2 separate regions of the Homo sapiens genome follow, and region 2 is linked to region 1. A link is a contact called in ENCODE Hi-C or POLR2A ChIA-PET data. All regions are on one chromosome and are shown on one strand. Each heading gives the region's core, a stretch centred on a gene start or an enhancer-like site at or near the end of the contact. The rest is flanking DNA. Distances are from core to core; before and after follow the strand shown.

Evidence for each region. A loop is a pair of places that touch in the nucleus more often than their neighbours do. ChIA-PET counts read pairs that join two places held with the same protein, here RNA polymerase II (POLR2A). Pooled maps may share reads with other maps.
Region 2: a map of PC-3 shows a loop between it and region 1 (4-fold over the local background). The contact joins two enhancer-like sites. A Hi-C loop is called at or near these places in 1 of 168 maps with a recorded cell type or tissue (PC-3) and 5 of 50 pooled maps. POLR2A ChIA-PET finds 5 or more read pairs at or near these places in 1 of 52 experiments (PC-9).

Annotation. Positions count from the first base shown.
Region 1 is chr2:39,511,287-39,517,034 of GRCh38, forward strand. It overlaps MAP4K3-DT (MAP4K3 divergent transcript), which reads left to right. Exons shown (of 6, transcript NR_037875.1): 4 at 5,128-5,255. Among named protein-coding and RNA genes, the nearest start is that of MAP4K3-DT, 77 kb to the left of the region's middle. RefSeq lists enhancers at 822-1,116, 4,349-4,941, 4,942-5,533, 5,534-5,748 and a silencer at 4,040-4,260. Within about 2 kb of position 2,430, at least 22 of the 41 ENCODE cell types and tissues checked have a DNase peak (open chromatin) inside an H3K27ac peak, as active enhancers do.
Region 2 is chr2:39,637,744-39,643,491 of GRCh38, forward strand. No RefSeq gene overlaps it. Among named protein-coding and RNA genes, the nearest start is that of TMEM178A, 25 kb to the right of the region's middle. Within about 2 kb of position 2,478, at least 3 of the 41 ENCODE cell types and tissues checked have a DNase peak (open chromatin) inside an H3K27ac peak, as active enhancers do.

The DNA of each region.
Region 1 (5,748 bases), core at 1,180-3,679:
AGGTGTTAGACACCCTGCTTCGCTGGCCACAATTCAAGCCCTCACCTGGTTTCCTTGGACTTCATCTGAGAGCTACCTGTCTTTCCTGAGAGAGCTCCAGCTGGCACAGAACCCCTTCCCTTGGGGATACTGGCAAATACATATCCAACTTGCCATAGGCACTGGCAGGAAGCTCAGACCTGTCCTCCTGCCCACAAGCACTGCCTTGAAGGCTCATGCTGGCTCTCTGAGCGCCTGATCCAGTGGCCTGGGTCCTCTGGTCACCTCCCAAGCTGCAGACCATTGATTTCGTTTGCAGCTCTGGGCCAGCGGAACCCCCCGTTCTCATCCTTCCCAACAAAGCACACACTTGAATTTCCCATAACTGCTCTGGTTGCTCACTTTTTGCTTTTTCTTGGAAAGCATCCAGGACGGGAATCTAGCTTAGTACAAAGAGCCTAAATTAATGCTTCTTAGCCTGCACAAAAAAATAATTTTTTGTTATCTTCTCTTTGTTGTCTAATCTGATCCAAGGTGACTTGCAGGAAAGAAATGCTTCCACTAGCAAGTTAAAAGTGTTCATTTTTGCAATCCTAATAGCTGTTTGAAATATAACAGCTTGTTTAGTCCTCTCCCCAGATGAATGTACCTTCATCTTTAGATTTATGATTTGGTTTTTATCTCTTCTGAAAATAGAGACAGATGTACTGGAAGTTCCCTTATCTCTGCCTCTCAGAACTGGGGCCTCTTTTCTGAGTTTTACTTGTCTTCTAGACACCCAAAGCAGCCACTAGTTAGGTTTATTCTTCTTAATTCTCATTTTCTCTCCATATGTTTTCTTCTCTGAGCCCATAAACACATCACCACTCTTCTTTACAAAGGCAGGGCCCCTTACATGATTTAGAACATTCTACATACTGACAGAGCCCTCCAGGTGGCTCAGCTAACTCACCACAGCTTTTATGTCTTTCCAGGTTAGGGAAGGCATTAGGGCCAGAGGTCAGCATGCCCTTCCTGCCAACAGACAGCCTTGCTCCACCCCACTGAGTGTTCTGTTTGGAGTGAAGGCCAAAGGTCTCTGGACTAAAAAAAAATGCCTTTAATTCAAGCCCAAGTTATAAAAGAAAGAATTCCAGCTTCTGCTGTCAGGCCTGCGAGGCTGGCCAAGCTGGAGCATCCTTGACCTTTCTTTTTTCCTTCAGCCGTCCAATGAATTTGTGTCCAATTCGTCCTCCAACCCTCCACAGACAGTTGCATTCTATGATGCCTCTGGTGATTTGGAAGGCGGCCGAGCTAGGCACAAAAATAGGAGCGCCTGAGGCGAGAGATTCTTCCAAGGTTCTTGGTTGTCAGAAAGATGAACATCACCACATGGTTCTAAAAGAAGAGATGAAAGGGATTAACATTGTAAGCAGTTGTGAGATTAGACTCTCCAAGTCACTAGGCTCCAGATGAAGCAGGAGGCATAGCAGAGAAAATCCTGTGCTGGTATCGGTAAAATTATGAGCAAGGTTTTAGAGGATTCATCAGAGGAAGGCTAAGTTGAATGGGCACTAATGAGCTGATGACTCAAATCTAGGAAGGAATAAGATCATAACAACCAAAGCTCTGCATGAAGGTGGGTGCTGTATAATTGTCACATCTACTAGAGACAGGCACTGGTCCCCAAGATGAGACTGGCTGGCCCCTTACCCAGTGAACAAGTTATCAAATACTTAACTAAAATAAGAACTGTGAATATGCCCAGAAGGATTCTTTGCGCATGCACTTAAATATGTTACTCTCCCTATCTTTTATTAAGGCCCTTGTTTGGAGAAGGGACTGAACTAGATGTGCGCATGTCTTAAAAATGCTTACGAATCTTGAGCCTGGTATAACGTAAACACTCAGAAAACACTTTATTGTTTACAGTATAGTAGGACTCATCCCGTCGTGGGGAGCTATGGCAGTGGCCTTGAAAAGAGTGGGTATTAGTACACAAATGTTCAGAATGTCCCACAGTACTACATAGTGCCCAGTTCATGGATGAGCTGCCACTCTGCTGGGACAGGCTTCATCTGTTTATTTCAAATGTATAAATGTTGGGTGTTCTCTTGGTCTTAAAAGGGGTTAGATGTAGCACAGGGCATTTATATTGTCATGAAATCAGTCTGAGAGTGTTGGATGGGGGCATTAATATATGAAATCAGGGAAATAGCTTTTCCCTCATCCTCTTCATCTCCAAGAATATCTTTCTGAGATATTCTCTATTGTTCTGCCCAGTGCAGTTAGGTCTTACTTAGTTTGCCTTGTAAGGTCATTTCAGATTTTAATCGCTCTCCCCATAGGAAGTTTTTCCTGCTGTTCTGCCTGAGTTGCCTTCTGCTTAGTTTTAGTCCATTATGTCTGTAAAGAGAGGGAGGGTTTTATGGGGCAAAAGGCCCAATCATCGTGGGAAGAATGAATCATTCCAAGAACAGTGAGATGGGCTGGAAAGAGAAGGCAGCGAAGGGGCAGGAAGTTGTGGGTGGAATGGGTTACTGAGAACAGCACCAAAACAGTCTGTCTTCTCTCTCCATTACTCCCACTAGGGGGTGCCCAGCATCCCAGAATAATCACTATTGTTAGGAAGTTGAAGTTTGATGTGTCATCTCCTAATAGAAGGGCACTGGTTTCTCCCTGAGGGTTTTCTATATCTCTGCCCTGAGTTGAGAAGAGATCTCTGTGTGTGTATGTGTATGTGTATTGTGTGTGCATATTTGTTTGTGTGTATGTGCTTGTGTATGTGTGGGTTAGAATCAGTAAGTGCACAAATGCCTCTTAAGCATTCATTTAGAGATTCTCAATTCATGGAAATCCTTAGGGATACACTGAGTTTTCCAGGACCCAGCTGACTTGATCTTGAAGTCAGTGGCTGGAGTAGTTGTGGGCCAGAAACATCCTCCTCAGCCCAGGAGAAGTGGCAGCTGATGTATTTTAATTACTGGGAGTCAAGAAGTTGTAGGGATAAGAAATGAGTTCAGCTGAGCGATCAGCTGGAGGTCAGGGATGGAGGAAAGACCCAGGGTGTGTGAGATTCTGAAGTAGAGTGGTGAACAGGTGTGGGATGGATGTCAGGGAGAGGTGAGGGTATCTGGAGGGTTTCCAAACAGCCAGGCCTTCAGGATGGCCACAGCAAAACTTCCAGTTCTGAATGGTTTTGTGGAAAGAACATGGCACCTGGATCTTGGAAGACATGAACTGAAATTTCAGTTCAAGCATTCTATAGCCATGAGACCTGGGGGAATTGGGGCAAGTTATTTCACATCTTTGATCTTCAATTCTCTCATCTTCAAAAGGAGACTAATGATACTAGGGTTAAGTGAGAATTTAAAAAATAATGCATATAATGCACTACATAAATAGAATCTTCTTCCTTTCCCTTTCTCCTACTTGGAAATGGCTGAGAGCAAAGATGCAGTTCTTGCATCCCATGACCACAGAGTTCTAGGACTGCAGCCCTGGGCAAGAGGTTCCACCTTGGCTGCTGGAGTTTTCTGCAACGAAGAACTTCAGTGAGTGTTCAGGGCATGCCTGCAGAACCCTGGTCCTTCTGTTTGGACCAGTGCTCCAAATCTGTAGGCCTTTGGGCCGTAATTTAGAAGCTATTTCTAAATTTTTGAAGGTCTTCTGTCTAGTCCTGAGGCCTTTAGTCTCAGAGAATTAAATTGTCTTACCCAGGGTCGGTCATACAGACTGCCAAAGCCTGGCCTGGCATCCAGGTGCAATGTTCATCTGTGTTACCAGTTCCTCCATGCTAACCTGACAATGACTCACAATTCCTTATAGCACAGTGTTCCAAAGTCTGAGCCACAGACCACCTGTACTAGTAGCAGCCGGTGGGCTTGATAAAAATGCAGATTCCTGGCTCCCTGACAGTCCCGTGCTATCAGATTCTGTAAAGTTTAAAAGTAATGATTTATAAATTTCCCAGACCCGGGTTATACTTTTATATGGAAACATAATGCCTGAATCTGACAGAGCGCTTTTTCATGGAGGAAAGTTGGGACTCTTGGGCAGACTTCCTGTTGCTTTCGTACTCTACAGGTGTTCCTGACCCTGGTATGTATACAGCCATCTCCGCCCTACCTACTTACTTCCTTCCCCCAGAACTTCCTAAAGTGGTTAGGAACAATTGTTGTGAAGGTCACAGCAGACCATTTCTGTGAATGCGAGATGTGTTGGTGCAATTTGAAAAGGTCAATTTGATTGACGCCTGAGCCACAGTGATAACCCAAGGCAGCAGCCCTGTCACTGCTAGCTCCCAACAGTGGTGGCATCTGCAGCCTCGAGCAAAGAGATTGTTTAAACTGATGGAGGGGAAGCTTTAGTTCTTATTTCTGGGAGATTGAGTGGCACCAGGAGAAAGGCTGATCACTAGTTGCAACTTCCTCTGTATTTACAATAGCGTTTGCTGCTAGTTTAGCTGTGTTTAGACTAAAGGTGGGGGCAAAAATTACCCTTCCTCTAAAGCTATGAACCCTGACCTCTCAGTCTAGAGAGAGATGGACTCTGGATATGTGGACAGGCTCTGCGAGATTCTTCCTGACAAGGGCTGTATGAGCCGGCTTTCAGAAGGAACTTATTCATGACGGTGGATCACTATTCAGAGAGACACACTCTTTCTCAAAGAAATGACAGGGGCAGCAGGGACCACATTAAGTTTTGATAGGGTCCTGCAGCTGTTGGGGCAAAAGGGTCTGCCTTGGCCTCTGGGGGTCTCTGCACTGCAGAACTGCAGTGGATGTACAGGGATTGCCGGGGGTTGCAGAAGGATTTTGCGATATGCATTCATGTCAGCTTCAAAGTGCCCAAAATGAGCGTGAAAATGCTGTCAGAAAGGCAGTTATTGCTACCTGAAGTCCCTGTTGGAACAAAGTGCAAATTAAATACTGGTAAAAGAAAACAAAGCAGATCATTGTTGTGTAGCAAATGTCACTGTCCTGTGTACCTATCTGGCCTACTGGCTGACTCCAGGAGGTGGGAGGTGCGACTGCATGGAGCCACGTTCGGCCTCCTACCTTCAAAGCTGGTTACATCTCTGAATGGGGAGCTGGTGAGAAAGAGCTCTCCTTGATAAAACATCATTTTTGCCCTTCCCAATCTATTCTTTCCTTTTCTGTTTTCTAGGAAGAAGAGGATTTATCTGACTCAACTGGAGATGGCTCCCTTCCCTTATTTATTGTTGCATCCTGAAGCTTCCCCCATGCTGGGCTCAGTGTGAACAAACAGCGCGGGAGAATGCAACCACTGCAGAGGTACAAGTTCACAGAGGCAGAGCCGCCCCTCGACTGGGCCAGAGGCAAAGACAAACCCCAAACTCTTTCTTGTCATTCATTGAATTTTGCTGAACCTGGAAAGGAAATAAATTCCAAAGGCAGGAAGTGACCCAGAGACCATAACAATATGTGAAAAGCTTAGCCGGTGCTTCCGCCCCTTTGTTTCAAACTATTCTAATCTGTGTCCCAGGAAGCCTAGCCCATGGCCAGATGGAGATCTGTTTGCAGATGCCTCCTGGCATCTGCCACTCCCGGCTGGTGACATTTGCACATTTCAGAAGGCAAACCTGTCCCAACATCTTCAAACTTCCAGAGAGGTGTAGCACCAGGAAAGTCCTTGGGTCTCTGGCTGTCAGCACCAACCAGCTGATTTGCTTCATCTGCAGCTGAACTGCTGCTGGACTCCAGCCTAGAACACTAGTGCACACCGGGTCTGTTCTTGAAGATTTGCAGATTCTGAAATCAAAATGCC
Region 2 (5,748 bases), core at 1,228-3,727, 130 kb after region 1:
CAGAATTTTGCAAAAAAAATTAAGCAAAACATGTCTTCAGCTAGCATGATTTTCACAAGTGCTCTGCTCTGATCTAGTGCTAGATACGTAAAGAAAGGAGGCACTATTAGATCCATGGCAAGTATATGGTTCATCTCCAATTTCATTCATTTAAACAACCAACCAGCATCCCTGAATGCCTTCTAGGTTCTTGACATTCAATTAGCCTCCCAGGATAAAAAAGCAAATGTGACATTTTTCTTGCTATTATGAGGCATACAGTGGAGAGGGCAGAAGTAGACATAGCAATACTGTTGCATTACGTTGTTTATCAGGTCTCTCACCTTGTGCTTTGTGGAAATCCTGTCAGATCTGGAACCCAGAAGTCTGTGCCAATTTTAAAGTTTGCCTTAAAGCCAGCTTTCTTTGTGATGGTGTTTGGTTCCGATAGACCCTTGCTTATATTCTAAGTCCACACAATTTCAAATTCTACTTGCTGAAGTCTGCAATTGGTAGAATTCTCCTCTGCTTAAAAAGAGTTTATTTGAAAGAAAATTGGAAACAAACTTGAAAAACGTAGATTTTTGTACAGTTACTTGAAACAAGCAAGCAAACAAAGCAAGAAGAGGGGGCAGGCTGGTTCCACTTTAAAAAATAATAAACATAGCTAACTTATACTGAGTACTCATTATGTGCCAGGCAGTGGTTTAAGGTCTTCCTGTGCAATAATTCATGAATCCTCACAACAGTCATGTTAAGTAGATTCTACTATAATCCCTGTTTAACTGGTGAGAAACCTGAGGGACAGGTAGACTGAGTAATTTGTTGGTCAGACAACTAGTAAATTGGGATTTGATCTCTTGCAACGTGACCCAGAACCAGGCTCATAATCAGTAGTTTCTGAATGGCACAAGACACTTGTAATCATTTTCTATTGTTTTATTAAATATTGAACTCAAGAAAATTAAATCCCAGCAGGTTGCAAATATAATTCAAACTTTTATTAAATGTCAGTATATTGTATCCTTGGATGCGTTTTGCTCCTGGGCAATTATCCAGGTTTGGAGCACATATTTAAGTATTTGCTGCTGTGATTGTTGCATTGACTTACAGTGGCAAATCAGATTACACAGTGTGGAGAATGAAATTACTGACACACACTTTTGGGAGGACACCTTTTGATTTTGGTTCGTGAATTCAAATGTTACCTCAAAACCAGCAGGGGTTCTCCACAGCCTGAGTATTTCCTTTGAACTACCTGCTCTACTGAAAAAGTTGTCATCCAACCTGGAACCTCCTGTGAGTTCCAAAAGGGAAATAAAAGATCTTTTTCTGTCTGTCTTACTCTAGTATACTAGAAATAGTCATTTTGTAAGTCTCTGAGTCCTCCAAGAGGCATCCACGTTACTTACTTCTTGTACCTTAAAATGATCCCAACCACATATCCTCCTCAGTTACAAAATCCATCCTGGCAGGAAGTATTATATAGTCACCTTACCTCTGGAATTTGTTCACGCTCCCAGCCTGGGTGTCCAGCGACAAGGTCCCTGAGCACTTCCTCAGTGTCAGGCCTTTATTGCCCAGTGCTACCCAGTAACCTCCTTCCTGACACTAAAATTGAGTCTGCCATAAGAATACCTTGCCACTGTGGTCCTCCTTTTGGGAAGAAGCTTCATGTATCTATTCTCAATTAGGCCTGACTTCACTATGTCCTTTGAGGAGTATGCTGTAAGACTGAGTCTGACTCCTTCTGTTTCCAGAATCAAGGGCAAACTATAAGCTGGGAATGTTGGACTGAATGCTTGGGCTGCCTATGGAGCCAGTTGCAGAAGTAAGTCCTGGAGACAGGCAAGAGGGCCACGGTGCTCATGATTCTAGAAAAGCAGTTAAGGGCTGGGTGCGGTGGCTCACGCTTATAATCCCAGCACCTTGGGAAGCCGAGACAGGCAGATCACTTGAGGCCAGGAGTTTGAGACCAGCCTGGCCCACATGGTGAAACCCCATCTCTACTAAAAATACAAAAATTAGCTGGGCGTGGTGGTGCGCACCTGTAGTCCCAGCTACTCGGGAGGCTGAGGCAGGACAATTGCTTGAACCCTGGAGGCGGAGGTTGCAATGAGCCGAGTTTGTGCCACTGCACTCCACCCTGGGCAACGGAGTGAGACTCGGTCTCAAAAAAAAAAAAAAAAAAAAAAAAGCAGTTAAGTATTACAAAACAAAGAAGGAGAAGAAACACCATGAGCCTAGAGGTGAAATGATGGGTTTGCTGTCCAAAAGCACAGGTAGACAGAGGTACAAGGTTGAAACTGGGGCTGAAATGAATGGTTGGTGAACACAGAGTGCAGGCAGGGATGGAGCAGGGGGCAGGTGGCAGGGAGTGAATCTTGCAGGTCTTTTTACCCTTTTACAGGACAGTGAGTGGCACCTGTCAGACTGGATGCAGGACCTTAAAGTTTGCAACTGGCCTGGCTTATAGTCTGGTTCACCGTGCCCATGCCTATCTGCCCTTTGCTGCCAAGGCCCTAGCAGACCGCCTGCCTGCCAGAGTCTGGGCTCTGTCCCATCTTCAGTTTAATAGAATTGATGTTACTCAATGCTCCCAGGACACATGGCATTGCTCTGTTTGGCTCTGGCCTGCTCTCAACAGAAGGGGGAAAGAAAAGAGGACTGCCAACAAGGCTATTTCCTTCCACTGCAGCCCCACTGTGCCTCCTGCTTCTTCTGAGTGATGAGCCTGAAAGATTCTGAGAATTTTTAAGTTAAAATATTTTATGTTTTCTATCATAGAACATAAGTAGTGGGGGGAAGAAATCATCTCTAATTAAAGTCAGCAAGTGTTTATCAAATGTCTAGTACTTATCAACATTACTTACATCCCTAACCTTGTTATAAAGGTCACAGAGGGAAAAATAATATAAAATGTGGTTGCAGACTTTAAGGGCATATCCAGAAGTCACTATGACTTAAAATCATCTAATGCATATAGAACTGTAACTAATATTACAAAATGGCTCATGAGTTTAGATATTTCATGACTCAAATCATGTTGACTGAAACATAAACCACACAGAGAACATTTGTTTTAGTCTCACTTTCCAGCACCAGTCTTTAAAAGAATTCTTTTTTTCAGCTTTATTGAGCTGTAATTGACAAGTCAGAATTGTACATATTCAAGATGTGCAACTTGATGTTTTGATATATGCATACGTTGTGAAACGATTACCACAATGAAACTGCTAGCATGTCTATCACCTCACATAGTTGCCATTCTCTTTTTCTTTTTATTTGTGGTAAGAACACTTAAGATCTACCATTTTAGCAAATTTAAAGTGTACACTACAGTATTAAACACAGACATCATGATGTACATTAGATCCCCAGGACCCATTCATCTTACCTAACTGAAACTTTATACCCTTTGACAAACATCTCCCTATTTCCTCCTCCTTCCCTCACCCTGTGCCCTTGGCAATCACCATTTTACTCTCTGGTTCTGTGAGTTTTATTTTAGATTCCACATGCAGGTGGGCGCTTGCAGTATTTGTCTTTCTGCATCTGGCTTATTTCACTTAGCATAATGTTTCCCAGGTCCATTCATGTTGTTGCAAATTTACTTCTTTTTATGGTTGAATAATATTCCTTTATGTATGTATACACACACAATGGAATATATATATATATACGCACACACACATATATATATTTATATCACATTTTAAAAGAATTCTAACTTTAAACTCTTTCTATGAATCCTTGAATTTACAACTAGTGATAAAATCTCACACACACACACACACACACACACACACAAACATACACATGTTCTACCTTGAATTACTACCAAGTCAAACAACCACAAAGCTGGCCAATGAATAGCTAATAACTGGTTGAATGATCAGCCCATATATTCTTTGGCAAATTGGATCAAACCACAGAAAAGTAGTCTCAGATAAAGTGAACAATATAACATAATTTACTTTCTCATAGAGAGAGGCTCTATTTAATTTTCACACCCCTGTGTCTGGTGTCCTTTCATGAAATACAGTAGTCTCCTTCTCAAAACTTCCCTGCTGGTGAAAGACATGCATTTTTTTAATGCACTCTTAATTTCTGGTATATAGGAATAAACTATGCCTCTGGGAAAGAAATGCATTGCATGGATACACTTTGTGAAGGTAAACACACAGAGGCATTCTGCTTTCTGTTAATTAATGACAGTGACGACAAGTTTTTATAGGAAACCAATTTTGCTTTTGAACACCAGGGAGATCTTTGAGCATAAGAAATATTTCAATTTAGGAAAATTATAGCACAGCCAAAAGCCCAAATGTAACAGGTGAATTATAGTTGGTCTAAAAAATTAGACACATTAGGAATTGGTCCATGAATGTTCAGTAAATACAACTAGATCCCTGAAAATATTTTCTCGAAGCTAAAGACAACTCTGAAAGTTGGGATTTGTTCCAGCATTTTCCCAGGAGGTGGAATTCAGATGCATGGGCTGGGACTGTGGGAGCTGAGAGATGCTAGAGTGGTGAGCAGCCCGCTGGGCAGAACCTTGCCTGGCTGGTGAGAGATTGATGTTCCCTGGTTCCAAATGGAGACTGAGTCTGACATATTTGCAGAGTGGAAGTTTGAGCTTCTCTTGTTTTTATTCATTACAAAGTCATTTATGAATGCACACTAACTGTGACATGACCTCGCTGGTATATTTAAAGCAACCCTAGGCTGGTGGGGTCAAAAGTTTCATTGTACACACAGATGCGGCTTGTCAGCAGGAATGCAGATTTTGGCAGGGTTAGAGGCAATGGATGTGAGGGCTGAGTCACCCTGCAGAGCATGCCAGATAACCCCTCCCCAACCCACACAATGGGTTCTATTCTAGTGCCATTCCTAACTGCACGATCTATACTGTATCTGTCTTGGATTTGTGTGCGATTGTCTGCATAGAGGCATAGTTGGTGACAAAAGAATGATGAAAATCAGAACAGTTACTTAAAGTGAAAACACCAAAGTCTGGGTTCTCTGAGCTCTCTCGCAGGTGTTTACTCTTTGACTTCTAAAATCAGTTCCACAGAAATACTCAAGTGTCCACAAATACACACATACAAAGAAGTTAATTACAGCATGGTATAGAAGAATGACAAATTGGCTGGGTGCGGTGGCTCACGTCTGTAATTCCAGCACTTTGGGAGGCTGAGGCAGGTGGGTCAGTTGAGCCCAGTTTTAGACCAGCCTGGGCAACATGGCAAAACCCCATCTCCACAAAAAATACAGAAATTAGCCAGACATGGTGGTGCACACCTGTGGTTCCAGCTACTGGGGAGGCTGAGGTGGGAGGATCACCTGAGCCCAGGTGGTTGAGGCTGCAGTGAGCCATGATCAAGCCACTGCACTCCAGCCTGGGTGACAAAGTGAGACCCTGCCTCAAATAAATAAATAAATAAATAAATAAAGACAAATTGGAAACAACATAAATCGGAGGGGGTCATAAATTATGACAGGGGTCCCCAACCCCCAGGCCATGGACCAGTACTGGTCCGTGGCCTGTTAGGAACTGTCCATAGAGTAGGAAGTGACCTGCGGCAGGCCAGCATTACCGCCTGAGCTCAGATCAGCGGCAGGCATTAGATTCTCATAGGAGCGTGAACCCTATTGTGAACTGCACACGCAAGGGATCTAGGTTGCACGCTCCTTATGAGAATCTAATAATGCCTAATGATCTGTCACTGTCTCCCATCACCTCCAGATGGTACCGTCTAGTTGCAG